Linked DNA regions of Homo sapiens: all the other regions are linked to region 2. Evidence: chromatin loops called from intact Hi-C (ENCODE). Cell type or tissue: B cell. All regions are shown on one strand. Each heading gives the region's core, and the rest is flanking DNA. Links, peaks and the distances in the headings are about the cores only. Region 1 has its middle 120 kb from the start of GOSR1. Region 2 holds the start of GOSR1 (golgi SNAP receptor complex member 1). Region 3 has its middle 74 kb from the start of GOSR1.

Region 1 (9,902 bases), core at 3,236-8,235, 120 kb after region 2:
AGAATTTCCTGAATTTGATTAAAAAAAAAAAAACCTGCCAAAAAATTAGAGTTAACATTATAAAGTGCTGGGATTACAGGCACGAGCCACTGCACCCAGCCGTCTTTTTTTTTTGCTTGTTTTTGAGACAGTCTCAGTCTGCTGCCCAGGATGGAATGCAGTGGCGCTGGAATGCTGAAGGGGGCCTGCCCCTCCACACCTGTGGGTATTTCTCGCAAGGTGGAGATGAGAGACTGAGAAAACAAATAAGACACAGAGACAAAGTATAGAGGAATAAAAGTGGGCCCAGGGGACCAGCGCTCAGCAAGCAAGGGCCTGCACCAGCACTGGTCTCTGAGTTCCCTCAGTATTTATTGATCACTATCTCTACCATCTCGGCGAGGGGGATGTGGCAGGACTATAGGGTAATGGTGGGTAGAGGGTCAGCAGGAAAACGTGAGCAAAGGACTCTGTGTCATAAACAAGTTTAAGGAAAGGTGCTGTGCCTCGATGTGCACATAGGCCAGATTTACGTTTGACTTCACGCAAACATCTCAGTGCAGTAAAGAGCAGTACTGCCGCCAGCACGTCTCATCTCCAGCCATAAGGCGGTTTTCTCCTATCTCAGTAAATCGAATGTACGATCAATCGGGTTTTACACCGAAACATTCCATTCCCAGGGATGAGCAGGAGACAGATGCTTTCCTCTTATCTCAACTGCAAAGAGGCCTTCCTTTTTCACTGATCCTCCTCAGCACAGACCCTTTACGGGTGTCGGGCTGGGGGACGGTCAGGTCTTTCCCTTCCCACGAGGCCATATCTCAGGCTGTCTCAGTGGGGGGAAACCTTGGACAATACCCAGGCTTTCTTGGGCAGAGGTCCCTGCGGCCTTCCGCAGTGCATTGTGTCCCTGGGTACTCAAGACTGGAGAATGGCGATGACTTTTACCAAGCACACTGCCTGCAAACACATTTTTACCAAGGCACATCCTGCACAGCCCTAAATCCATTAAACCTTGAGTCAATATAGCACATGTTTCTGCGAGCACAGGGTTGAGGATAGGGTTACAGATTAACAGCATCTCAAGGCTTTCGGGGGACCTGCCCCGATAATCATGTAGGTTCTTTTCTATTTTTCCTAAGCGTCGGCCGGCTTGAGAAATAAAGGGACAGAGTACAAAAGAGAAATTTTAAAGCTGGGCGTCCGGGGTAGACATCACACGTTGGTAGGATCCGTGATGCCCCACAAGCCACAAAAACCAGCAAGTTTTTATTAGGGCTTTTCAAAAGGGGAGGGAGTGTGCGAATAGGTGTGGGTGACAGACATCAAATACTTAACAGGGTAATAGAATATCACAAGGCAAGTGGAGGCAGGGTGAGATTACAGGACCACAGGACTGAGGCGAAATTAAAATTGCTAATGAAGTTTCGGGCACTATTGTCATTGGTAACATCTTATCAGGAGACAGGGTGTTGAGATCAATTGGTCTGACCAAAATTTATTAGGCAGGAATTTCCTCTTTCTAATAAGCCTGGGAGCGCTATGGGAGACTGGAGTATATTTCATCTCTGCAATTTCGACCATAAGAGACAGGCGCACCTGGGGGTGCTGTTTATAAGCCTATACCTCCAGGCGTGTATTCTCTTCCTCAGGGACGTTCCGTGCTGAGAAAAAGAATTCAGCGATATTTCTCCCATTTCTTTTGAAAGAGGAGAAATATGGCTCTGTTCTGCCCGGCTCACCAGTGGTCAGAGTTTAAGGTTATCTCTCTTGTTTCCTAAACATTGTTGTTATCTTGTTCTTTTTTCAAGGTGCCCAGATTTCATATTGTTTAAACACACATGCTCTACAATTTGTGCAGTTAATGCAATTATTACAGGGTCCTGAGGTGACATACATCCTCCTCGACTGACAGGATTAAGAGATTAAAGTAAAGACAGGTTGGCCGGGCGCAGTGGCTCACGCCTGTAATCCCAGCACTTTCAGAGGCCGAGGTGGGTGGATCACGAGGTCAGGAGATCGAGACCATCCTGGTGAACACGGTGAAACCCCGTCTCTACTAAAAATACAAAAAATTAGCTGGGCATGGTTGCGGGCGCCTGTAGTCCCAGCTGCTCAGGAGGCTAAGGCAAGAGAATGGCCTGAACCCGGGAGGCGGAGCTTGCAGTGAGCCGAGATTGTGCCACTGCACTCCAGCCTGGGCAACAGAGCGAGACTCCCTCTCAAAAAAAAAAATAAATAAAAAATAAAAAAATAAAGTAAAGACAGGCATAGGAAATCACAAGGGTATTGACTGGGGAAGTGATAAGTGTCCATGAAATCTTTACAATTTATGTTTAGAGATTGCAGTAAAGACAGGCATAAGAAATTACAAAAGTATTAATTTGGGGAACTAATAAATGTCCATAAAATCTTCACAATCCATGTTCTTCTGTCATAGCTTCAGCCAGTCCCCCCATTTGGGGTCCCTGACTTCCCACAACACAAGGCAGCAGAATTTTTCTTAGTACAGATCAAAATGGAGTTTCTTTTATTTATTTATTTATTTTTTATTATTATACTTTTAAGTTTTAGGGTACACGTGCACAATGTGCAGGTTAGTTACATATGTATACATCTGCCATGCTGGTGCGCTGCACCCACCAACTCATCATCTAGCATTAGGTATATCTCCCAGTGCTATCCCTCCCCCCTCCCCCCACCCCACAACAGTCCCCAGAGTGTGATGTTCCCCTTCCTGTGTCCATGTGCTCTCATTGTTCAATTCCCACTTATGAGTGAGAATATGCGGTGTGTGGTTTTTTTGTTCTTGCGATAGTTTACTGAGAATGATGATTTCCAGTTTCATCCATGTCCCTACAAAGGACATGAACTCATCATTTTTTATGGCTGCATAGTATTCCATGGTGTATATGTGCCACATTTTCTTAATGAGTCTATCATTGTTGGACATTTGGGTTGGTTCCAAGACTTTGCTATTGTGAATAATGCCGCAATAAACATACGTGTGCATGTGTCTTCATAGCAGCATGATTTATAGTCCTTTGGGTATATACCCAGTAATGAGATGGCTGGGTCAAATGGTATTTCTAGTTCTAGATCCATGAGGAATTGCCACACTGACTTCCACAATGGTTGAACTAGTTTACAGTCCCACCAACAGTGTAAAAGTGTTCCTGTTTCTCCACATCCTCTCCAGCACCTGTTGTTTCCTGACTTTTTAATGATCGCCATTCTAACTGGTGTGAGATGGTATCTCACTGTGGTTTTGATTTGCATTTCTCTGATGGCCAGTGATGGTGAACATTTTTTCATGTGTCTTTTGGCTGCATAAATGTCTTCTTTTGAGAAGTGTCTGTTCATGTCCTTCGCCCACTTTTTGATGGGGTTGTTTGTTTTTTTCTTGTAAATTTGTTTGAGTTCATTGTAGATTCTGGATATTAGCCCTTTGTCAGATGAGTAGGTTGCGAAAATTTTCTCCCATTTTGTAGGTTGCCTATTCGCTCTGATGATAGTTTCTTTTGCTGTGCAGAAGCTCTTTAGTTTAATTAGATCCCCAAAATGGAGTTTCTTATGTCTTCCTCTTTCTACATAGACACAGTAACAGTCTGATCTCTATTTCTTTCCCCCACAGAATGCAGTAGCATGATCATGGCTCACTGCAACCTTGACCTCTGTGGGCTCAGGTGATCCTCCTATCTCAGCCTTCCGAGTAGCTGGGCCTATAGGTGCATGCCACCACTCTCGGCTAATTTTTTGTAGATATGAGGTTTCGCCATGTTGCCCACGTTGGTTTCAAACTCCTGAGCTCAACTGATTCCTCTGCTTCAGCCTCCCAAAGTGCTAGGATTACAGGCATGAGTCACCATGCCCAGTCCTTGAATGGTTTTAAAGTGTTATTCTTATCTGAATATTTGTTTTAAACAATAGTATTTAAACTTACAAGAAAGCCTAAATACAAACCTCTGCATGTTAACCCTGTATACATTTTTCTATGCTGTCACTTACATTTTTGAATGTACTGCTTTAAACTTCAAAACAAGCAGTCTCCCCCAGGTCTCCCATCACCTTCTGAAATACTAACTTACATTAACTAATATAAAGCTACAAATTATGTTAGTTGGGTGGCTGGAAACAAAGAATGTGCCATAAAAATAAGGCAAATGTGAATGTGTACATCAGTTTGCTAAGTTTTTTGCCACTGTTCAGCCTCTTAAATTGTGGTAGCAGCTATTGTTCACATTGATTTGTATATATCTGTAGTACAAGGAAGCATTTCTAAAGGACCTTGCTCATTGTTCTGCACAAAATAGCCACTTAATATTTGTTGAATGAATTGCTGGCACTATCTCTGGTATTTTTATTTTTATTTATTTATGTATTTATTTTTGATACGGAGCCTCATTCTGTTGCCCAGGCTGAAGTGCAGTGGCGTGATCTTGGCTCACTGCCACCTCTCGGGATCAAGCGATTCTCGTGCCTTGGCCTCCCTAGTAGCTGGGACTACAGGCATGCGCCATCACGCCTGGCTAATTAATATATATATATATATATTTTTTTTTTTTTTTTTTAGCAGAGACGGGATTTCACCAAGTTGGCCAGGCTGGTCTTGAACTCCTGACCTCAAATGATCCGCCCGCCTTGGCCTCCCAAAGTGTTGGGATTACAGGGGTGAGCCACCCTGCCCGGCCTATCTGTGGTATTTCTAGTGTGATGTCTAGAACTTCATATACTTTTTTGGATTACTTTAATTGTAAGGCTGTATCCAAACTGATGAAATGCTCTCAGAGGTAACTATCTGGAGAGGTGACTACACTGATGCATTAAAAGAAATGACTGGCATGGAATAAGGATTAAAATATATTAATCCAAAACATTTAAAATTGCATTAATAACAGCCTAAAGCAAAACTAATGAATCACATAAAAAATCTCCCACGCTGTTGTTCTTAGTAGTTTACATTGTGCTACATACTTTCGCATGCATATGCATACAACTTCTATTCTGTTTTTAAACTTTGCATTACATATACATTCTTCCATATTATATGATCTTCATAAAACTTGTCAGTTAAATGGCTGCATTAAAAAGCATGCGGTTCATGGACCATTATGCTGTTCCCTCATTCCTTTTGTTATTAATGGAATATAGCAAAGAACATCTTCCGTACTATTATTTATTTGTCAAGAATAGGGCCAGGCATGGTGGCTCAGGGAGCCGAGCCTGAGAGCACTTTGGGAGGCCGAGGCAGGCGGATCTCTTGAGGTCAGGAGTTCGTGACCAGCCTGGCAACGTGGGGAAACCTAAATGTCTCTACTAAACATGTCTCTACTAAAAATACAAAAATTAATGGGGCGTGGTGGTGCACACCTGTGGTCCCAGCTACTCCAGAGGCTCATGTGAGAGTATCACCAGAGCCCAGGAAGTTGAGGCTGCAGTGAGGCGTGGTCACACTACTGCACTCAAGCCTGGGCGACAGAGGGTGACCCTGTCAAAAAAAAAAAAAAAAATCCTAGCAGTAAAGTTACAAGGTCAAAGGATAAGGTACACATTTAAAAAGAAATTTTCTTTCTCCTCCTGAGATAACTAAATACAGCAGTGTATGAACAACCCTTCATACATTACTCTCCAAGGTTTATCTTGTTAATCCTTTCAGATGTTATCATCTCCCTATCCTTGGCTGCACCTGAAAAGAGCAGGAGCCGGCAGGTAACCCGATCGCCTCCCCCAGGTGAGTCTCCGATGGAGGTGTCAACTACAAGACCAGGAGCAGAGCAGTCCTGGGGCTTTGCTGGAACCATTGGCGTGGGAATGCTGTCTCTTCCCTCGCCCGAGAGACGCCAGATTCCCAGCGGGCAGCGGACTCGGTTCTAACCTTCCTCGCCCCAGCCTCTAGGAGCGCTCTGCACGCAGTGGGCGTCTAATAAATGCAGTCGGCCCTGCTTGGACAAAAGCTCTCCTTAAGTGGACCGGACACTATGCCCCTCCAGGTGCCAGAGTTGTCGCCCCCGCTGCCACTTTGCTCCCTGCGCGCGTTCCGCGTGAGACCCTCGGCGGCACCTCACCCACTCCCTGACGGCCGGTGCCAGCCCGGGGCACCCTGGGTACTCTGCGCGCGCCCGCTGGCCCCGCCCGGCCCCAACGGCCCCAACTCCCGTCTCCTCCCAGTCCCCCGGAGCCGACCAGTGGTGGCGGCAGCCCCAGGTCCCGGGTCCCTCAGACAAAAAGGCGGGTGGAGGAGGAGTAGCCGAGCCCAGAGTCCTGCTCCGGCGCCGCCGAGCACCGCCCGCCTCAGCCGACCAGCCCCGTCGGCTACTGGGCCTAGCCTAGAGGAGAGGAGGGAAAGGCCGCGGAGGCCGCGAGGAGACGGCTGGGGCGCCAGCGGCCGGCTGCCGCCTAGTTGTGCTGCCCGGACCAAGGAAGGAGAAGTGGGAGGAGCGGGGAGCTCAGCGGCTCAGGACGACGACGCTCGCCACATCCGGGACCCTCCGGCCGTGGCGGTCGCAGCGCCGGCAGCTCGGGCCTCAGCCCCTGCCTCTGTGGTGACTCCGCCGCGCTTCGACGTCGCCCCTGTCCCCGTCCCGCCCGCCGCCCCCGCCAACCCCGCCGCCGGGGACATGTCCAACCCCTGAAGCCGGAGGAACGGGCCAGTCAGACTGCGCCCGACAGGTGATGGGGAGCGGCGGCCGGGCTGGGCAGCCGCCGGGTGGGCGAGCTGGCGCGGGGTACCTGTTGACTTGGGAAGGGCCAGGATCGCGATCAATGGTGAGTTGGGGGTCGGAGGAGTAGGAAGGCCTAGTTCAGGGAGAGTAATTGGAAAGCCACTCGCTCTGGTTTGGACATTCTTTAAAAAGCCGAGGATGACTCGGGGAGGCGGGGTAGTCTTTTGTGGAGGGGAGGATACACCCGTTCGCATCGCAGCGGATTTCGGGCTGAAAAGTCTTGGTCAAGGAGCCCGACGCTGCCTCCCGGGGCTCGGGGAGCAGCAGCCCCTGGGCTACGGCCCAGGTGGGCTCGTGAAGGGGATTATTGAATCCGGTTGCAGACTGCGCGCAGTAAACACTCCTTAAAGATGGAGCGCTTAACGGGAGGGTGTACGTGTGTGTTCCCGGGTTGTTACCTTGCACACCCACTTATGCCCGCTTGCAAAACCTTTACTCCCCGCCTCTGGCCACCGTTGCCGGGGCCGCACACCTTAAACTCAGGTCTCTCTGAGGAGAGGAGACTGAGGTTGACTTTTCCCATGTGCCTGTCTGATCCGACGGCTCGGGCTCATTGTACACTGTGTTTTGGAAGTGTCTGATTGTAGGGTGGCATGTTTGGGGTTGTACCTTGTAGGCCGCAGAACTTGTGTCACTTCTAACTCCAGACCTGCTTTAAAAACACACTTTTGGAGGCGGGTAGGGGGTACTTTTCTAACTATGTGCTCATACAAACTTTAGAGCAAACTTTCTCTTACTCTCCCCACCCTCCCCCTTCCTTTTTCTAAATGGAAAATAATGTCCGGAGGGGTTGCTAGATAGAAGACTACACTTACAAAGTGTTTATGATTCCAGGCGCATGAAATCTTTAACATTACAGGTACATTTTTGCTTACAGTGCCATTTTTGGTATTCTTACATGGACATGTCACCCCCATTTTAGGAAAACTTGTATTTGGTTTGAAAAGGAATTGAAATCACGACGTTATCCTACCTTCACCATTTACCCCTGATAAATTGTCCACGTTTATATTCCGATGAGTGGTGAGAAAGATAATTTTCCGTAGAGGATTTGTGTGTGCGTGCACGTGTACGAATAAACTGTAATTATGTTTGTCCACACTAGACTTTGAGATTTATTTGAGCTAATTTTGTGGTTGAATGCCTGTGTGTCACATCCCAGTACAGCTAGATGAAAACTTGCAGTGAATTTGGTATTTGAGAATTTATCTCGAATGTCTGTTGGCTGCAATTTAAATAATATACGACCTTCATGACAGTTTTGCTTTCCCTAGGGAAAAATGCAGGGAATCATTAACTGAGTGGTTCTTAATGGAAAACCTGGATTGGAGGATACTTGTATTTCCCCCTACTCCCCCCCATTCAATGTCCTTATATTGGGAGAAGTCAATGGAAACCTTTTTAGGGGATCTTTGTTGCTTTAGAGTTTATCTGTTGCTATCTGGAATCAGTGATCATCGAAAGAACATGCGATCCCAGGTGTGCAGAAAGCATCAGAAATAAGCTGTTTCCATTTACTTCCCTCAAGGCTACATAGAGAAAATGAGGGAAAAAATAGGGATTTTGATTTTCTGCAGATAAAATGAGTTGAGGTTTTTAGTATGACTCAGTAGATCTTAAAGTGTTTATCTGTGGTTTCTGTACTGCCTATGATACATTATAAAAATTTATAAGTAAAGTTTGTTAAGAGGAAAGATTATGCTTATATTTTAGGGGAAGAGGGAATATTGAACTACATTTATAGAGTGATTTTGTTTCAGGTTTTTCTGAGGATTTTTTAAATACCCTGTGTCCACTTAATAGGAAAAACAGTTTGAGGTACTCTGAGTTTCTTACAACTATTTGTCTCTGAATAGTTTTCTCTTAAAATTTGACAAATGTTAAAAACATTGTCCTTCCTCCTTTGGTTATAGTGGAGTCTTCTGTTTTGCCAGGAAAGCGAACATTTTTTTTTTCATTTTTGTTCATCATTTACAAATTAGATGGGATATATTTTAGCAAATAGATCTCAAGAGCTGGATTTAATTAGCAGCTTTTTAGGACATAAACATTAAAGGGTTAGATGGAAAAGATTGTTTTGACTGACAGGATAAATGACAGGGCTGTGTTTGATGTGCGTCCAGGAATTGGTCTGGAGCTGGTGCCCAACTTCTCAGTCCATCTTGAGAAGCCAAATAAAATACTTAACCTAGGCCTCATTTTGTTTAAAAAAAAAAAAAAAAGTTGATTCTTTGTTAAGACCTTAAGAAATGTTTGGCATACCTTTAGACTAAGTGTTTAACAGTTCATTTAGACCTGGGTTCCCTAATAGAGGAAAAAAAATCACTTAAAAAAAGACAGATCCCACAGTGAATTTATATTTGGTTTACAATACACTTGGGCTGTAAGATGTTTTAAAATTATTGTTCTTTGCTTTAAGTTAATACCATATTAGTATTTTAAATTTATAGAGTACCTTTGATTTCAATATGCTGTATAAATTTTAGTTACTTGGTAATAACCTTATTGCGGAATTGCCTTTTTACTGAAAGGTATAAACATTTCTTGCATGGTGACACACACACACACACACACACACACACACACACACTCACACACTCACACACTCATACACTGTCTTTCTGAAATATTTGAACCGTGAGAGCTCTGCCCACAATTGATATTAGACCTTTCCACATATTATTCTTAAAACCACAGTCAGTGAATTGTTTGGTATTTGTCAATGCTAAGAAGGTGGGACTAATTTAATAATTTGATCCCAAATTTTAGATTCCTCAGGCAATTGGGGGTTAGAATCCAATTTCATCCATCAAGCTACTTCTGTTCTTTGTGACACATTAACATATGATCATTAAAATGGGCTGTATGGTAACACTATCAACTTCAACTAATATTTCTAGAACAAATTGATTATAAAATGTATAATTTCTATACCATTATACCTATATGACTGTCAGATACAGGCTTTTCTTACAATGGTTTGGATAGAAAAATATTCTTTACAGTAAAAACTTTAGGATAATTTTCAGACCATTATTGTTTTTGAAAACCAAAGGCTGCAAAAAGCAGTTTAATGTAATTTCTAATATTTTAAATTCTTAGGTATGGAGAAGTAGAATAAGATTACTCCTTCAGAACATTTATTTCAGATCTTTTTATAAATTTAATGTTTTTGTATGCTGCTTCTCATATTATTAATTT
Region 2 (9,902 bases), core at 1,781-6,780:
GCTTCAGAGTGAGCACAATTTAAAGGGGGCAGGTGTGACTTAATGAGGCAGTCTTTGAAACACACAGCTTCAAAAGAAAAGAAAAGAAGAGCGTCTAGTGAAGGGAAAAATGAAAAAAGGAGAAGCACCTTTGACAATTAGGTGATGAAAAGAAGCAAAAGAAAATTAGGTGATGAAAAGAAGAAAAGGAGGAAATTCGAGTCCTGCTAGTCAAATGAGAACTGCAAAATCAGAGCACTTACAACTCCTCCCCGAACATGCCAACAAAAATACCTACTAAAGTATTTAATACCTTAGCTTTGCTCTATTATCAGAACAGATCTCAGCCATGAAACATGAAAATATAAATAGCATATATGAATGAATATTGATAAGATGAATTTGTCATTATTAGATGATATGCTTATATATATGGAAAATACAAAATAATCTACAGATAAATTAGAAATAATAAAATTTAGTTCCACTTCCAGCTGTGAGTGGATTGGCTTGAAATGGAAAGACTTCTCGTCAAGAGCAATTAGAAAAGCTAAATTTTATTTTAAAAAAAAACTGTTTGAAGGATTGGAGAACTACTAATGTAAGAAGGACTTATAGGATCAAGATCCCGGAACAAAAAGAGCTGAGAGGTGAGCATGATGGTAAAACTTTCACCTCCAGGTATGTTTCAATTCATAGGTGACAGAAGAGAGGCCAGGCAAGAGACAGAGAACTCAAACAGAAGTTTTAGGCAGTATCACTGGGTGGAGGAAAATATGAGGTTAGCACCTGTCAAGGAGGTGGCACTGGTAAACAGTCTTCCAGTTAGGAAACCTGAATGGCTAGACATTAGAATTAAGGGTTAACCAAAAATAGACCAATTTTAACAAACACAGAATCCCTCTTGGTATTAGTTCCACCCCATACTGGATTAAGCTGATCTGCCCCTACCTGAACTGCCTGCAAGAAGAGGCAGTAAATTCTTTCTGGAGAAAGACAACATCATCTAGATCCTCAAATGATTAATACAAAGTTGTATCTATAATATATAGCATCCAATCAAAAGTTCTTATTATCAAAAGACAAGATTAAATTGTGAATGATCAAGAAAAATAGAAACAATCCTATGGGAAGTACAGATTTCTCAGTTATCAGAAATTTTTAAAGAATGATGATGGGCCGGGTGCGGTGGCTCACGCCTTTGTAATCCTAGCACTTTGGGAGGCCGAGGTGGGCGGATCATCTGAGGTTGGGAGTTTGAGACCAGTCTGGCCAACATGGAGAAACCTCATCTCTAATAAAAATACAAAATTAGCTGGGCGTGGTGGTGCATGCCTGTAATCCCAGCTACACGAGAGGCTGAGGCAGGAGAATCACTTGAACTCAGGAGGCGGAGGTTGCAGTGAGCTGAGATCACGCCATTGCACTCCAGCCTGGGTGACAAGAGCGAAACTCCGTCTCAAAAAAAAAAAAAAAAAAAAAAAAAGCCGGGCGCAGTGTCTCATACCTGTAATCCCAGCACTTTTGGGAGGCTGAGGTGGGAGGATCACAAGGTCAGGAGTTCGAGACCAGCCCAGGTAATATGGTGAAAGCCCATCTCTACTAAAAATACAAAACTTAGCCAGTGTGGTGGCAGGCACCTGTAATCCCAGTTACTTGAGAGGCTGAGGCAGGAGAATCCTTGAACTCAGGAGGTGGAGGTTGCAGTGAGCCGAGATCGTGCCACTGCACTCCAGCCTGGGCGACAGAGCAAGACTCTGTCTCAAAAAAAAAAAAAAAAAAAAAAGAATGATGATGAATGAATTCAAGAAAGTAGAAGACAAGATGAAGAATTTTAGCAGGTTTTTTTTTTTAAGACAGGGTCTTACTCTGTCACCCAGGCTGGAGTGCAGTGGTGTGGTGATGGCTCACTGCAGCCTTGACCTCCAGGGCTCAAGCAATCCTCCCACTTCAGCCTCTTGAGTAGCGGGACTATAGGGCGCATCACCACGCCTGGCTAATGTTTAAATTTTTTGTAGAGATGAGGTCCTACTATGTTGCCCAGGCTGGCCTCAAACTCCTGGACTCAAGCAATCCTACCACCTCAGCCTCCCAAAGTGCTGGGATTAGAGGCATGAACCACTACATCCAGCCCGATAATTAAAACATTTAAAAATTAAATCAACAATTTCACTTCTGGACAAAATGGATTAGCTGTATTTCTTTCTATTTTTCCCACTAAGCACAGCAAAAAAAAAAAAAATCATATATATATATTTTTAAAAAGACTCAAAAAGGTGGAAAGAAGAAGGCAGACCAGCTAAGGACCTCAGAATGTAAAGAACATGAAGGTGAGTTCCCTGGGTTTCCTTTTTGTTTCCTATGTCCTATACTGGGTGCTGGAGAAACTGGCAACCTAGAAATGCCAAAGGGTGCAGACAAGAAAAGTCCAAAGGAAAATGGAAAGCCTTCTCTCTCCAGACAAGGGATGAGGAAACAGGTATCCTAACAAGACAGAATACTTTTGGACAATAATTTCACCACTCTGGACAAATGCCACAGAAAAAACTGAGGCCCATCTTCACTCCTTGCCATCAAAGGCTGAGTGAGGAGGCTAGGCTTCCACACTCACCTGGCTCTAATGAAGCACTCCACCCATCCCCCACTTGGACTTCTCGTCCATTGCACAGCAGCAATGAGGCTCCCTGCCATGGTGGCAGTGGGGACCACATGCGGAGCAGTAACAAGGCACCCCCTCCCTGGGGAATCAGTGAAGGCCAAGGGAGAGCCTGAACTTCCACTGCCACCTGGAAGTAGCAAGCATTTCCCTATGTCCCCCAGCAGCATAGTGTCAGAGGAAGTCTGCTTAAACAGAAGACATAAATAAGATCAGAATCTCATAACAAATACCTGAAACATCAGGATACAATTTATAAAAATTGTCATTCCAATAGCCCAGAGAACTTCGACTTGAGTGAAAAAAAGACAACAGACCCCAACATCAAGATGACACAGATGTTGGAATTATCTGATGAGGACTTTAAAGCAGCTCTAATAAAAATACTTTAGTGAGCAATTACAAACAAACTTAGAACAAATGATAAAACGAGTCTCAGCAAAGAAACAGAAGATATAATGAGGAACTGAACAGAAGTTTTAGATACGAAAAATGCAATAATTGACATGAACTCAACGAATAGGCTCAACAGCAGAATGGAGGGAACAGAGGAAAGACATACTTTCTGTCAGCAAATCTGAAGACAGAATAGTAGATAGTACCAAATCCGAATGATGGAAAATAGACTGAAAAAAAATTAGCATAACTTCAGAGCTATGTGGGACATTAACACAAGATCTAGCATTCACGTCATCAGACTCCCAGAAAAAGAAGAGAAACAGTATGAGACAGAAAAAGTATTGGAAGAAACAATGGTTGAGAATCCCCCAAATTTGGCAGAAGACATAAATGTCAGAATCAAGAAGCTGAGGATATCCCAAACAGGATAAATCCAAAGAAATCTACACCAAGGCACATCATAACTTCTGAAAACTAAAGAACAGTTCTTGAAAGCAGTGAGAGAGAAAATGTATTTTAGCTACAGTGGAAAAACAATTCCAATTTTAGTCAATTTCTTATCTGAAACTATGGAGGCCAGAAGGAATTGGCACATTTTTCAAGTGCTGAAGAAAGAAATTGTCAACTTCAGATTGTATATCTGGCAACAATATCCGATCCCCCAAGAATGAAGGGAAATCAAGACATTCTCAGATGAAGAAAAACTAATAGAATTTGTCACCAGCTGATCTACTCTTTAAAAAAAAAATGGCTGAGGGAAATTCTTGAAACAGAAAGGAAACGATTAGAAAAAGGAATCTTGGGACACTAGGAACGAAGAAGAGTAAAATATGCATAAATCAAGTAAGCTTTCCTCTTCTCTTGAATTCTCTAACTTATGCCTGACCCTTGAAGCAAATATTGTAACACTGATGTGGTTCTCCTCAATGAATGCAGAGGAAATACTTAAAAACAACTATATTATAAATGAGTGGGGGAAAGAACTTTACAGGAATTAAGGTTTCTACACTTCACTAGAATTAAGTCAGCACCGGTAGACTGTGATAATTTATGTATCTATAAAGTGTGGGTTTGGACAGCAGATTTTATCAGGTTGAGGGCTCAGGCCGAGAGCATGTAGAAGCAGTTAGCTCACTCTTTCTAGATGTGGCGGCTGACAAGGACAAAGAGGGCTGGGACTAGAACTGCTGTAGACAAGGAAAGCAGCCAGTGGAGAAGAGCGCATACGCCAAAGAACGTGGATGATGGAGCACAGGCGGGGAGGTAGGATGAAGGAAATGGCTCTGGGAAGAAAGGGTCTCTATGTCTGAGAAAGGAAGAAATTGGCTGAAGATACAAATTAGAGACAAGGTGAGGGAAATTGAGGGAGTTGCCTGAGGATGATTCTCCTCCCAGTCAAGTAGGCACCTGCTGAGAGAAAGGATAAGCCGAGATGAGGGAGATGATGATGGTTTGGGGCGCAGAAAGCGGGAATGAAAGACAGGAGCTAAAGCCGAAGTTTTTTCTCTCTCGCTACTTAAAAGCTGTAAGATAACGAATTGATCAGCAGGTGGCAGTGTCCGCGGAGGCTCGCATCCCGTCGGCCCTGGCTCTCAAGGCGGAAACACGCACCATGGTGACTTTCCGGCCTGCATCGCCTCTGCTCCCCTATCCCGGCTGACGTTGGACGACAAAGATGGCGGCAGGGACCAGCAGTTACTGGGAAGGTGAGGGCGAGAAGGCCTCCGGGTGCGTCCTACGAGGGTGAGAGGGGCTGAGTGAGGACAGATCTTGGGAGAAGCAGCACAGGAAAGAACCAGACTCCCGGAGCGGCCGAGCTGAGCAGCGGGGCTTGCCTAAGTGGGATCCCCGGGGCCTTGGGGATACCGAACGGTCTGGGGTAGGGGTCTGGCCTGGCCGGGGCGTGTGAGCGGGACGTGGGGCAGGGGTTGGGCAGAGTGGACAGAGCGGGGATGTAGAGGAAGAGGGCTCTCAATCGCCTGGGTAGAATTGTGTTGAGGGAGTAATGGAACTCGGACGAAGGGGCTTGGGGTACGAACTCTGAGAGGAAACGAATGTTGAGGGAGAAGATCCAGAGCCCCGGAGACTGGAGGAGTCAGCGCATTGGAGCTGAGGTCACTATTGGAAAACTGAGTGGGAAAAGAGAAGGAGGAACTTGCATTCCGGTCCGTCGGAGGAAGTATGAAGAGAATAGGAGACAGAATGTCTCTTATTGGGTCTCCATGACAACTACAGGTTGGGGACTTCCAGGACTGGGTGTTTGAAGGAGGAGAAAATAACTTACCCTTCTGCTCTAGAGTCTAGAATCGGTTTTATTGAAAAAGTTGAGAGAACCTGTGTGAATTGCAGTTACATTTGCTATACTTCTCCCACCAAAAAAACCTTCCTGTGATTTGACAAATGCATTTGTTTAATTCCTGAAACTATAGTCGGATAAAGTGAGCTTACATAAAACTCATTCGTGGATTATGATGATCAACAAGAGCAGAGAAAGCTCACCTTTTTCTCCCAACTGTCTCTTTGCTTTACAGCCGCATAGAAACTACTTTCCAAATTCCTTTGACCTGTTTTTATTGCTATACACTGAAGCCTCTAGAAACCACAGTATTGTCACTATCAGCCCCTTGGTCTAAGAAACTCAATTCTAAATTTATCCAGATTTGCCTATCATACTTTCAAAATGCTTTTACTTATGTTTCCTACTAGAGAAGACAATTATTCCAATCACAGAAAAGCGTGCTTATAGTTTAAAACATGTATTACAATGCCCATTTGAAATGTGTGTACCAGCTAGAAAACTTTTTTTTTTTTTTTTTTGGAGACTCGCTATGTCGCCCAGGCTGGAGTGCGGTGGCGCTATCGATCTCGGCTCACTGCAGCCTCCGCCTCCTGCGTTCAAGCGATTCTCCTGTCTCAGCCTCCTTAGTAGCTGGGACTACAGATGCATGCCACCACGCCTGGCTAATTTTTGTATTTTTAGTAGAGACGGGGTTTCACCATGTTGGCCAGGATGTTCTTGATCTCCTGACCTCGTGATCCGCCCGCCTCTGCCTCCCAAAGTGCTGGGATTACAGGTGTGACCCACCGCGCCTGGCCGCTAGAAAACATTTTAAAATTATGTAGAAGAGGCTACTGATATCTTTATTACTAGTCATTAGCCTGTGGTTTTTTGAAGCAGCATGCTATAATATTACAGCGGCTCATTACTGACAACCTACTCTGTGCCAGCTGCTGTAAGCATATGATTACCAATACATAAGCAAACCCTGAAGGTAGGGGTTTAAAAAACAAGAAGCTGAAGTTCATAGGTTAAGTAGATTGTTGATAAATCATAGAGTCAGTAAGTGGCTGTGCCGAGATTCGAACTGGCATTTGGTCTCTGGGCAAATATGCTCCACTATGTTAACTACGCTTTCTATTTCTGGTTGAAAAGCATATTGAAATAATGTTTTGTATTCTTTTTGAAAGAGAGATTCTTATACCATTACCTCTGGTACTTCTGCCCTTTTATTTTAACCTTCACTTCACCATGAATGAGAATACTCGTATCTGTGTGTGGGTGTCCAGACTGTGGCTTCTGTCACGCAACCCTTAGATGCCAGACTGCTAAACCAATTTCTCTACTTGCCTGTTTGCTTCTGCTATTAAAACTTATGTACTTATTTCTATCATACTCATATTCGACCTTGTTAGTAGCACATTGTTTATTGTTAGTTTTAGCCCTCCAAATTACTTTCAGTAAGTTTTTTTCTTTTTTTTAGATGGAGTCTCGCACTGTCGCCCAGGCTGGAGTGCAGTGGCTCAATCTCCACTCACTGCAAACTCTGCCTTCCAGTGCCTTCCAGGTTCACGCCATTCTCCTGCCTCAGCCTCCTGAGTAGCTGGGACTACAGGCGCCCACCACCACGCCTGGCTAATTTTTTGTATTTTTAATAGAGACAGGGTTTCACCGTGTTAGCTAGGATGGTCTTGATCTCCTGACCTCATGATCCGCCTGCCTCGGCCTCCCAAAGTGCTGGGATTACAGGCGTGAGCCACTGCGCCTGGCCTCAGTAAGTTTTTTAAAGGCGGTTTTTGGCCAGGTGCGATGTCTCATGCCTGTAATTCTAGCACTTTTGGAGGCCCAGGCAGGAGGGTCACTGGAGTTTAGGAGTTCGAGAGCAGCCTGGGCAACATTGTGAGAAAAAACAGAAAAGAAAAAAAGAAAGAAAAAGGCAATTTTTGTGGTAACTTTTTTTCTTTATGTTCAATTGAGAAGTCATTTTGGTCCGGGCGTGGTGGCTCACACCTGTAATCCTAGCACTTTGGGAGGCCAAGGTGGGTGGATCACTTGAGGTCAGGAGTTAAAGACCACCCTGGCCAACATGGTGAAACCCCGTCTTTACTAAAAATACAAAAATTAGCCAGGCATGGTGGTGTGTGCCTGTAGTCCCAGCTACTTGGGAGGTAGTTGAGGCATGAGAGTTGCTTGAACCCAGGAGGTGGAGTATGCAGTGAGCCAAGGTCATGCCACTGCACTCCAGCCTGGGTGACAGAACGAGACTCCATCTCAAAAAAAAAAAGAAAAAAAAAGGTAAGTCATTTTGCTATTATGAAAAGAAGTTCATAAGCCTAATAAAGCTTTGGAACATAAAAAGCAAAATCCCTTTCAAAAGAATAATGGCTTCTTTCTTATAACATTAACTGGTAAGTTGATAATGCTGGTCATAAACCATATTTTTAGTTCCTTTGTGATTTGTATTATCTTCTTGTTTTTCTCTGAATTGCAGAATTTTAGTTATTGCTATACAAATAGTTTCAGGAAGGATAGAACAACATTTGTTTTCTAGCCATCTTTGGAGTAAAGCTGCGAAGTTGCATCTACCATTACTATTTCCCTTCTTGCCCCCTCTGAAGTTTATAAGTGACTAATCTGCTTTGCTGGGCAAGTCCTTGGTTTCCTTCTTTTAAGACTTTTATTTTCCTTTTTTTGAGACATAGTTTTGTTCTTGTTACCCAGGCTGGAGTACGATGGCGCAATCTTGGCTCACCGCAACCTCTGCCTCCTGCGTTCAAGCGATTCTCCTGCCTCAGCCTTCCGAGTAGCTGGGATTACAGGCGTGCGCCACCACACCTGGCTAATTTTCTATTTTTAGTAGAGATAGGGTTTCTCCATGTTGATCAGGCTGGTCTCAAACTCCCGACCTCAGGTGATCCGCCCACCTTGGCCTCCCAAAGTGGTGGGATTACAGGCGTGCACCACCGTGCCCAGCCAACACTTTTCTTTATGGGGGTAACAAGATCAGTATATGATCATTTTCATAGTTTGTTTTCTTTAGAATGGTGCTGTGATTTTTGTGTCTACTTTTTATGTCTAATTATTTGTTGTTATAATTTTGTTAAAGATCTCAGGAAACAGGCTCGACAGCTGGAAAATGAACTTGACCTGAAACTAGTTTCCTTCAGCAAACTATGTACAAGTTACAGTCATAGCAGTACCCGAGATGGAAGACGCGACAGGTATAGGTACTACCAGATTCTGTCTCCTATGCCTTAACTGTGTTTTTAAAGCATTAAAAAATAAACTAAAATATATAACTTCTGTAAGTTGGTCTATTGGTGAATTTTTGGTGTTTTGTTTTGCCATTCATTGTTTTATTTTTTAGTGACTTATTAAAATTCTTCTGAATTCTCGAGACTAGCATTTATTTGGAATCCTTAGGCAAAGATTGTTACAGTGTCAGAAGAAACCTGCTAGAACTTCAGAATAAGTTTGTATCAAAAATATAAGTGTCTAATTCAGCCAGTGTAGGGAAAAGGTGGCTGATTTGCCCGTGTGGCATGTATTTCTTGTGTTTTTCAATTGCTAAATGGACCTGTGGATCTACCCAGGTGCCAGGTATACATACTGCTTTTCTGGTGTTTATTGTATTAGAGGGTATCTAATGCACTGTGTATCCTTGTTATTAATTATCAAAGCTATCTTTAATTTTGGTACTTTTTTGGGAAACTAGTGTATTACCATATTAAATGTATGGAAAATACATTCTTATCTTTGAAGCTTATGCTCTCTGTAAGTCATCCACTTGTTTCAAGAAAATATTGGGAGTAGCCAGGCACAGTAGATGACGCGTGTAATCCCGGGACTTTAGGAGGTTGAGGCGGATGGATCACTTGAGCCCAGGAGTTCAAGACTAGCCTGGGCAACATGGTGAAACCCTGTCTCTAAAAAAAATAGAAATAAAAAAAAATTTTTTAATTAGGCAATATTTAAGACAGTTACAAAGAATAATATCATGAACCCCCATGACCCTATCTCCCATTTTTAAAAAATGATAATTACTCATTCCACTGAAGCCCCTTATGGCACCCCACTTTCTCCCACCCCATAATCCACATATATTCTTACTGCATGTTTATATTCCTGAGCAATTCATAGTATTCTATTATGTTATATAGTATATATATAATATAGTTATTCTACAACTTTTTCTTTAACATTTTTGAGATTCAGCTATGGATTCATTTAACTCTGGTATATTCATTTGTAATTCATATGTAGTATTTTATGACTATCACAGTTTAACCATTTGATGATGGCCATTGTTTCTAATTTTTGCTAATTAATAATAATTTTGATAGCTGACATAAGAGTGTTCATTATATGTTAGGTAAGAGCTTTCTATAAATGCTGCTGGGAACATTTTTACGCAGAATGTTTCTATATACCTAGCGGTGAAATTGCTGGTAGCAGAGTTGTTGTTAATCCACACTTATTTTACATACTTTTTCAAAGATTAGAAGTGAGTAGGATATTTGTCAGCTAATAAAAACAATGAAATCTGAGCTTAGATTTGAATCTAGATCTATCTCCAGAGCCCACACTCTA
Region 3 (9,902 bases), core at 1,550-6,549, 74 kb after region 2:
TTGTTGGGTGCCTAGCTTGTGAATATTTTCTCCCATGGTGTAGGCTGTCTGTTTACTCTGTTGATGGTTTCTTTTGCTGTGCAGAAACTCTTTATTATAAAGTGTATAAAATTTATAATCAATAAATGTACATTTGCCGATTCAATAAGTCAATCACATTTATTGATTTACAACATAATTTACTTAGGTCCCACTTGTCACTTTTTATTTTTGTTGCAATTGCTTTTGGAGACGTAGCCAAAAATTCTTTGGCAAGGCTGATGTAGAGAAGGATATTTCCTAGGTTTTCTTCTAGGATTTTTATAGTTTGAGGTCTTATATTTAAATCCATGGTAGGATAGCACCTCCCTGTCCCTTTGAAGTGAACCATGTTACCTGCTGTGAGCAGTGAAGTGGAGCAGAAGTCACAGGTGCCATTTCTGGGCAGAAGCTTTGAAGGGACCATGGTGAGCCACCCCATCATTTCTTCTGCCTAAGCAGTTTTGGGGGCACAGAAGTCGGGTGTTATGGGCTGAATTGTGTCCCCCACCCCCAAGTTGATACGTTGAAGTCCTAACCCCAAGTGCCTCAGAATGGGATTGTGTTTGGAGATGGGACCTTTAAAGGTGTAATTAAGGGGAAACGAGGTCATATGGGTGAGCCCTCATCCAATCTGTCTGGTGTCCTTATAAGGAGAGGAGATGAGGACACAGACACAGACCGAAGACCACATGGAGACACAGACAAGAGGGTGGCCACTTATAAGCCAAGGAGCCAGGCCTTAGAAGAAACCGATTCTGCTGATACCTTAGTCTTGGACTTCTGGGACCCCGAACTGTGAGAAACAATATTTCTGTTATTTAAGACCTCCATCTGTGGTATATTCTTACCGTAGCCCTAGCAAACTCGTATTGATTTTTGATACCAGGAAGTGGAATGCTGCTCTAAAAAATACGCAAAAATGTGCAAGTGGATAATGAGTAGAGGCTGGAAGAGTTTGGAGGTGCATGCTGCAAAGGCCTAGATGGTCTTTTTTATATGTTTAATTTCTGGTCAAAAATATTTTAGTTGTTTTATAGAGTTCTGGGAAAATAATTACCTAAGGAAAAGAAATAGCATTGCTTATAGGCGGGTTTGAATATTAGCCCTGTAGCTTTGCTGAGAAATTGAGAAATTCTTCTTGGTTAGAGTCCTGAATTACATTAAATGGAGGGATAGGGTTAAGGTGTTTATTTTGTGTTTTTTGCTTTCAGCTTGGTGTTTTTGGTTGTTGTTGTTGCCCCAAGTGAGTCCAAAACCCAACCGGGAAAAGAACATTAAATCTTAAAACTTGAGAACCTTCTTTGACTCCATGGCCCATGTTCCAGATATACTAGGATGTGGTTGGGCGGCCCAGGGCTTCAGGTGGCTCTTCCCCCATGGCTTTGCTGGGTGCAGCCCAGGCAGCAGCTCTCACATGTTGGAGTTTGATGCCTGAGGCTCTCCCAGGGTGGACTTGCACACTGCTGGCTCTACCATCCTGGAATCTTGGGGATAGCCTCTTCCCCACGGCTCTGCTGGGCATTGCCCTAGTGGGAACGTTCTGTGGTGTCCCTGCCCCTGTGGCAGTTTTCTGCCTGACCCCAAGGCTGTCTGGGACATACTTTGAAATGCAGGTGGAGGCAGCCATATCCCACAGCTATTGCACTCTGCACACCTGCAGAATGAGCACCACGTGGATGCTCCAAAGAGTTTTCTGCCTGTGTCCTCTGGAGGGGTGATAGCATGTCCCCCACTCCACCAGGGCCCATTGAGCAACACTTGGAGCAGCCAAGGAGCACCACAGCACAGTGTGGGAACCAGCGACTTCAGGGAGTGCTGGGCAGCAAGCCCCAAGGTCCTCAGGGGTCCTCAGGGCGCCCCAGGGCCTTTCTTGGAAACCGTACTGCCGTCAGTGCCCTGGCACCATGGGCCTGTGACGAGAGTGCGGCCTGAGTGATCCACACAATGCCTTCAGGGTCGCTCTTCCATTGTCCTGGTGAGGAGCACAGCCCTGATCCACGCAGGCCTCCTGACCCACACCCTCGTGTTCGCTCCCAAACACACTTTCTTATCTGTTCAAAACGGGCAGGCTGAGAAGGCTAAAAGTTTCCCAAATCTTTAAGTTCTGCTTCCCTTTTGATTATAAGTTCTGTCTCTAAATCATTCCTCTTTTTCTTTCATTTTCCTATAAACGTTCAAGACAATCAAGCCGCTCCTTCAATACTTTGCTGAGATATTTCTTCTGCCAAATTTCAGTTACATCACTCACAAGTTCTGCCTTCCACCAAACACTAGTGCTTTGCCACTTTATGGCAAGCGTCACTCACCTTTCCTCCAGTTTCCATTTACCTCTTCTTGATTTCCATCTGAGACTTCATCAGAATGACCTTTCCTTTCCATATTCTTTTTTTTTTGTTTGTTTTTTAGAGACTGGGAGCCACCGACATGCCAGGAGACAGGCCTGGAACAGAACCTTCCTGCACAGCCTCAGAAGAAACCCACCCTGCTGACACTTTGATCTTGGACTCATGGCCTCCAGTACTGTGAGACAGTAAGATTCTGTTGTTGAAGGTGCCCAGTCTGTGGTACTGTAAAACAGCCCTAGGAAACTAACATAGCCTATTAGCCTACAGGGTGAAGAGATGGAATTCGCAATGGACCTCCAGGCTTACTGTCTACAGCTCCCAAAGTGTGCTGTCGGACCCTTGGGTGTGTGTAGGTATGCAAGATAATTTTGGGTGGTGCAGAGTGAATAATGTCAACTTACATAATGGATTTATCTTACTGGATAAATCACGGGTTCCCTCCTGTTTGGAACCAGGCTGCACAGCAGGAGGTGAGCAGCCAGCCAGTGAGCAAAGCTTCATCTGTAGAAACAGCCGCTCCCCATCCCTTGCATTACCACATGAGCTGTGTCTCCTGTCAGATGAGTGGTGCCATTAGATTCTCATAGGAGCATGAACCCTACTGTGAACTGCGCATGCCAGGGATCTAGGTTGTGTGCTCCTTATGAAATCTAATGCCTGATGATCTGTCACTGTCTCCCATCACCCCCAGATGGGACCATCTAGTTGCAGGAAAACAAGCTCAGTGTTCCTACTTATTCTACATTATGGTGAATGGTATAATTATTTCATTATATATTACAGTGAAATAATAATAGAAATAAAGTGCACAATAAATGTAATGGGCTTGAATCATCTCCGCATCATCCTTTCCCCTTCTCCCGGGTCCGTGGAAAAGTCTTCCATGAAACTGGTCTCTGGGACCAAAAAGGTTGGGGACCACCGGTATAAATGCTTCTAAGAATAGTTAAGCAAATTAAGGTTTACATGCTGCTAAAAATATGGGTTTCAATGCTAAGAAAAATGGATGCACGTGAAAACACTCTCTTGCTGTGGTCCAGGGAATCTAAACCATTCTAACAGAGAAACGTGCAGCTTGGAGCTGGAGCTGCCCTCCGACATCCTGTCCACCTCATATCCCTGCACCACACACGCATGCACACATGCAAGCAGACATGTACACATGCATACGTGCATGCACATGAACGCACACACACGCACACATGCACATAAATACACGTGCATATACCTGCACACACACACACTCACACACACACACACACTCTCACTGTGCTTCATGCCCTAAGGTGGCCTGGGAGGGAATGCGTGTTTTTAAGGGGAATGAAGATGACTCAGGCCCCTCGTTCTCCTGGCGTTTGCACCAGTGTCTTCTCTGCAGACCATGCTTCAGTCTCTTTCTTGGCTCTCTCTCTTAGTGAAAGCAAGAAGCAGAGCCCCTGCGTGTACCTGGCTGCTTAGGGTGCAAGCCAAGTTCACAAGCTTCCCGGGGAGCCTGGTGAGAAGAAGGCACTGCAGAGCCTCCCCAAAAGAGGCGTCAACTTTTGGTGGATCCTTGAGCCTGGGAAAATGATAGACGGGACATCACAGTTCATCAGAAGACACAAACAAAATCCACTCAGGAAGAGCAGCAGTCAAAGGTTTTATTCTCTCGGAGAAGGTTCTCGGGGGCTGTAAGCAGCAGGCAGAAGACTTTATTGCATGTGTGGTTAGGTGATGGCAACCTCCAGTTTTCACTGGGAACTGGGATCAAGAGTGACCCGACCTCCTCCGCAGCCCCTAGGGATGAGTCAGCTGCCTCTTCTGCATGCTGACAAACCTTGGCTCTCATTTATGCCCCACCGCAAGCCAGCCACACCCCTGCCTCACCAGCATAACCACCTCCTCCTGACTTTAGCCCTGACAGCACTGCTTCCTGGTAACCTTCCCCCTCCCACCATGGTCCAGGCAAGCCTAAATGCCAGCGCCCTCCACCCACCCTTCCTGGGTGCCACTCTACTGTCTGCTTACCCAGATGTCTTAACCTGGCTTTACCAAGATGGAACAGACAACAGGGATGAGCCCCCAGCCTCTCCCAGGAAGGTTTGGCAAAATGCTCTCCATTTAGAAGCAGGGGCAGTGACGCGGCCTAGGGATGACCCCAGGCTTGTCACCCAAGCAGTAAGAAGGGCAAGGAGCCCAGTTTCATGCCCTTACCCTGGGAGGATGTGGCCAGGGCTCCACAAGTCCCTCGGGGGTAGGGGGAGTGCACAGGAGAGCAGATCCACCCTCCTTTTGAGGAAGTAGCCACCACTCCCAGGAAGCAGCAGATGGGGTGCACTGGCAGAGACCCTGCGTGCTGTAGAGCAGGGCCAGCAGATTTGCACTCAGCCTCAGCCCCAGGGGAGCTGCAAGACAGACTGAGACCCTCACAGGTTTGGCTCTGTGTCCCCACTCAAATCTCATCTGGAATTGTAATCCTCCTGTGTCAAGGGAGGAACCTGGTGGGAGGGGATTGGATTTGGGGACAGTTTCCTCCCGTGCTGCTCCCCTGATAGTGAGTGAATTCTCAGGAAAGCTGATGGTTTTAAAGTGTGGCACTTCCTTGTTCTCCACTTACTCCCTCCTGCCACCTTGTGAAGAAGATGCCTGCTTCCCCTTCACCTTCCGCCATGATTGTAAGTTTCCTGAACTGCGAGTCAGTTAAGCCTCTTTCCTTTATAAATTATCCAGTCTCAGGTATTTCTTTATAGCAATGTGAAAACAAACTAACACAGACCCCTTCCCTGAAGTGCCTTCTCCTTAGGCCACCAGCTGCCCCCATGCTCCTCCTCTGCCCCCTGGTCTTTCTTTTCCCCTCATGAGGCCCAAGTGATCCACAAGGCCAGCTTCACCTCCATCCTACTGCAGGCCTGTGCAGCTGCTGGAGAGGCCGGGCTCCTTTCCTCACCCCAGAGTGTATACGCTGCAGGCAGGCATGTTGACGCCTCAGGCAGTGGATACTGACTCTGGGCCCTGCTGACCCGGGCAAGGCCCCATTGTGATGCGTGCCATGACCTCAGAATGTCACTGGTGCTTAGCACCTGCTGCTCCCCGGCTTGCCTCTGTGTTCTACAGCAGCTACACACAGACAGTGGTATCTGTGAGTGGCTCTGTGGACTCAAAGGTTTTCTCCCTGAGAGGCATGACCCAGGCCAGCTGATTCTTCAGAATCAGGTGAGTGTGACCTGCTCTCTTCCCTGCAGGCTGACTTGGGGACAGTGGCTACGGGGTGGGCGATGTTGGCCTCTGGGCACCTGCTGAGGAGGGTCATCCCTGAGCACTCACCGGGTGCCCGTTCTACACTGCCCGTGTAGACAATTGTCTCTTTCGTCCTCATGGTGCCTCCATAGGGTAGGTGCTGTTCCCAAATGTACCCATTTGACAACTGAGACGTCTGGGGTCAGAGAAGTGGTAATCAACCCGGGAATCCCGACATGACCCTGGGTTTTGCTCTCAGCCCTGCCCTGTGCTGGGCTGGACTTAAGGCCTGAACCCTGTGGTCTCCCTGCCCTAGATCCCAAATCTGTCGAGGGTTTCCGATCCCGATGGGGCAGAGCCTGGCCCTGGCAGAGCCACTGGGATGGATCCACTGTGGGTGGGGTGGAGGGGAGGGTCCTAAGAACACATCTGTGTCCTAAGCTGGGTCCTGATGGTCCCTGTGGGACCAACTGAACACACATGGTCCCTTGTCCGGGAGTGGCATGGGGAGCCTTCTGCCTTTGGGCAGCTGTGGAAAATGAAGGAGCCCTGGAGAGCTGGCTGGAGGGAGGCTATCTTCCATCCTGTTCAACGGGGTCCAGGAACTGGGGTTGTCCCCAGGTATTTCTTTGTCTGGTCCTATCCAGGCCTTGCCCTCCTTTTGCTCCAAGTGTTCCCAGGAGGGACGATCCATCTAGGTGTTCCCCAGGACCAAAGACCCACTGTTCTTCCTCCGTGACCCAGGAAAATGAAGCCCCCTCCTGTATGGATAGCTCAGAATGGTGGAGTCCACAGTCCCTCCCCGAGAGATGTGGTTTCTATGAGTACAGAGGCTGCGTTGGACACAGTAGCTTATTTTCATTCCTTAAACCTGTTGTTCCTAAAGTGGCTTCACTGGTGAGACTGAAGGGCCATGGTAGCCCAAGTGATGAGCAGAGTAGAACCGAGCACTCAGGAGAGACCTTGTTCCCCGTAGGAAACTGAGCATCTCTGTGGTCCCGAGCATCCCAGAGACCTCTGGTCCCTGTCCCCAGTCTGCCTCCATATCCCTGGAATAGCCCATCATGGGCCCTTCACCCTTGGCAGGTGGACACCATTGAAACTGCCGGGGCAGGTGTATGCCCATTTCATGGCATTTGGGGACAATGGGACTCTCTGTCCAGGTCCCACTGTCCTCAAGTCCTTGGGAAGATGCACACCCCTGCTGGAGACTCCAGAGACCCATGCAGGTGTGGGCCACTGGGTCTAGCCCCTTTTCACCTGAGGGCGGTGGTGGAATGGGGGGTTACGCAGCCAGGCAGCATCTGGGAGCCGGGCAGGAGCAGTTCAGGTGTTCTCCGAAGCTCTCAGGTACAGTGTAACCTTTAGATGTTTTTGTCTCACAGGATGGACCTGATAGAGGACGCGGATACTTTGGAGGAGTGAGAGGACATCACTATGAAGTATGAGAAGGTACAGATCCATCTACTCCTTGGAGGGAGGCCTCTTCCAGTGCACCCTGGTCAAATGGTCCTGGGCTCCCTAGGAGCACAGTGCAGGGTGGCCACTACCCCCAGGCCCTTTCAGCCTTTACCTTGGACCCCTCACCAAGGCTCCCTCTGGGTTACAGGGACACTGAGCTGCACTGCCAGAGGACATGGGGCCTGTGCCTGTTGGAATCTACGGAAACATTGATCGCTTTGGGATTCTGCAGTGAGTCCTCTGTGCTCCTCTCAGCCCCTAAATCACCTGTCTCAGCTCATGGATGGGTTTGCTTTTAGAAAGGCCTTTCTGACGCAGGACATGTCTCCCCAGGTTGAGCCAACCTCCTTTCCAGGGTCAGAACTCCTCCCTGGCTCCCCTGCAGGTCCAGCCTGAGGTTGTTGTTAGGCCAGAGGTGTGGGGCCCATCTAGGGAGTGGGTGGGAATGGAGAGGGGGCTAGGTCAGGCCCCTGGGCTCTCAGCAGTTCTGTCGGCAAGTGAGCACAAAAGGAGCGGGGCAGCCTGAGGGTCTGGCCCTGTCTACCAGGAGACAACCCCAGTGAGATCCAAGGGTTGTGGCCACAGGGTGAGGAGACACCTGGCCCAGCCTCAGGGATGTTGTCCAGCAGGTCTCTGGGGGCCCAACTGCCCCTGTTCTCCCCCACTTCCCTAGAGCTACAGCCCTCACTGTCCCCATGGGGAAGGGGGAAAGGCATGAGGACCATAGGGGCTGTGGCCTTAGGGGAATGGGGGAGAAGATGGGCAGGGCCAAGTTCTGGGCATCTCACAAAGAGGCCAGGGAGGCAGCAGAGCTTGCAGCTAATGACCCTGGGTCTGGTGCTGGGAAGGGATCTGGGGCCAGGTAAGAGGAGCCTAGGGCCAGGTGTAGTCGCTCACGCCTGTAATCCCAGCACTTTGGGAGTCCGAGGCAGGCAGATCACAAGGTCAGGAGATCGAGAGCATCCTGGCTAACATGGTGAAACCCTGTCTTTACTAAAAATACAAAAAATTAGCTGGGTGTGGTGGCGCATGCCTGTAATCCCAGCTACTCAGGAGGATGAGGCAGGGGAATGACATGAACCCTGGAGGCGGAGCTTGCAGTGAGCCAAGATCACGCCACAGCACTCCAGCCTGGATGACAGAGGGAGACACCGTCACAAAAAAAAAAAAAAAAAAAAAAAAAGGAGCCCAGCCTGGAGCCCATCCCTCAGGGATCATAGGATGGAGAGACGGAGGACCTCGGGGGAGGTAGGGTGGGAGGAAGCTTATGAGCCATGCCACTTCTGAAATGCAAGGCGTGTGGCTCAGGTGCAGGGAGAGGCAGGTGGATGCTGGGAGGTCATACCCTGCGAGGGCCTTGGGAATGTCGGGTGGGATGGGCCCCTGGCGCACCCTGGGTGCACTGGGCAGGTCTCAGGGCAGGCTCCCTAGACCCTGGCGGGTCCACATCATGTGGTCACTCCCTGAGGGACTCCTGTCAGGGCCCGGTCACCCACCCTGGGCAGCCCCCATCCCATCTCAGGGCTGACCTTTCTCAGCTCCAGCAGAAAGCACCACCTCGAGTCCAGGATGGGCAGCCCCATTGTGCAGCCTGACCACCCCCGACACCAGGGGCCCCAGTAACCTTGGCCACGCTGGCTCTGCACTCCCTCTTCTCCCAGGTCCTGACCCCTCCTGGGAGTCAGCCCCACAGGAAGGCCTTTGTCCTCCTTTCCCTGTGCCTTCTCCTGGGCTGAGACCTGAGCTGGATGGGACAGAGCCAGTCCTTTCTGGAGGTCGACTCCCTGACCCGGATGGCTCCAGGCCCTGTGCAGGTCCTCAGCTCTGCCTGGGTTGCCTTACAGTGAGAAGAGGCTGCCCCCTGTCAGCTCCCGGGAGGCAGAGGTAAGAGCCTGGTCCAGGGACGGGGGGACGTGGCGGGTTGTTGATGAGCAGAGGAGGCAGTGGGCCTGGGCGGTGGCCAGTGAGGATAACACGCTGTCACTGGGAGGGGTAGCAATCCCTGCTGGACCTGACCTCAGGTTGCTGTATCTCTGGCAGTTTGATGAAATTCCAAAGTGAGAACCACAGTCCTGGCTTGGGGATGGCTGCCCACTTGTGTTAGGACCCCACCTAGAGGCTGGGCTCTGACCTACGACTGGTGTGTCTGTGGCCTGAGGATGGCACGTCCCAGGGTCCCAAGGCCAGCCCACTGGTGCTCATTCGCTCAAAGGCTCTCAGCCCTTAGGGTCTGCCCTTCCCTGGCTTTTTCTAGCTGGGTCCCACCAGGGCTCCAGAGCCCAAGACCCAGCATCCAGGGACGGCTCCGGGAAGCCTGGTAGCTCCGCTAACTCCAACATTCCTCATTTGACAGCAAATGCAGCAGGAGATGAGACGCAAGAGCAAGTGGATGGCAATGCTGGGAAAATGGGAGACATATCAGAACAGCAAAAAGGTCATGTGTGGAGGGAGAGGCCCCCAGAATCACTTTCTGCAGAAACAGGGCACAGGCACCCATGGCTATGACCTGGCAGCGTAAGCCTCTCAGAGGGCAGGTGGCACACTGTCCTCACCTAGAGGACCGCAGGCCTGGTTGCCAGCTTTGCTGCCTGTTCATGCAAGCGTCACCTTGCTGAGAGAGAATCTATATCTAGGGCTGGGGCCACCGGGAGCTCAGGGCTAGGGAAGCCTCCTGGTGACCTGAAGGAAGGAAAAGGTCCAGATCAGAGTTCAGACTTTGAGTGTCCATCCCCTCTTTCAGTCCTGGGAAGGGAGACCCTGTCCCAGCTTGACATCACCTCTCCTGACGAATCATGGGGCCAAAATCAAAGATTTCCAGAATCCTCGGGCTCTGGTTCTCGCTGGGGTTGTCGCGGGGCC

Evidence for each region. Hi-C counts contacts between places; a loop is a spot of excess contacts. Peaks named below come from ENCODE experiments on the same cell type or tissue, not always from the same donor. Only the 100,000 strongest peaks of a DNase experiment are listed, where the experiment ranks them.
Region 1: a loop joins it to region 2, with 21 times the contacts of the local background. A loop is called at or near these places in 30 of 110 quality-filtered maps.
Region 3: it touches region 2 in a loop (2.6-fold over the local background); 4 of 110 quality-filtered maps call a loop at or near these places.

Annotation. Positions count from the first base shown.
Region 1 is chr17:30,594,269-30,604,170 of GRCh38, forward strand. It overlaps the pseudogene SMURF2P1-LRRC37BP1 and the pseudogene SMURF2P1. Among named protein-coding and RNA genes, the nearest start is that of GOSR1, 120 kb to the left of the region's middle. RefSeq lists a silencer at 6,014-6,493. In B cell, for the core only: CTCF peaks have their summits at 5,931, 6,153 and 6,362; DNase peaks (open chromatin) are centred at 5,403, 6,273, 6,933 and 7,073; H3K4me3 peaks cover 1,985 bases; H3K27ac peaks cover 2,040 bases.
Region 2 is chr17:30,472,725-30,482,626 of GRCh38, forward strand. GOSR1 (golgi SNAP receptor complex member 1) reads left to right here and starts at 4,684. Exons shown (of 9, transcript NM_001007025.2): 1 at 4,684-4,740; 2 at 8,419-8,533. The coding sequence starts at 4,710. RefSeq lists enhancers at 4,428-4,577, 4,728-4,947. In B cell, for the core only: a CTCF peak has its summit at 4,542 (motif pointing right); DNase peaks (open chromatin) are centred at 4,637 and 5,157; H3K4me3 peaks cover 1,820 bases; H3K27ac peaks cover 2,232 bases.
Region 3 is chr17:30,546,504-30,556,405 of GRCh38, forward strand. It overlaps the pseudogene LOC100420311. Among named protein-coding and RNA genes, the nearest start is that of GOSR1, 74 kb to the left of the region's middle. RefSeq lists an enhancer at 4,515-5,045. In B cell, for the core only: no CTCF peak of the experiment used is centred there; DNase peaks (open chromatin) are centred at 3,693, 4,618 and 5,498; H3K4me3 peaks cover 1,243 bases; H3K27ac peaks cover 928 bases.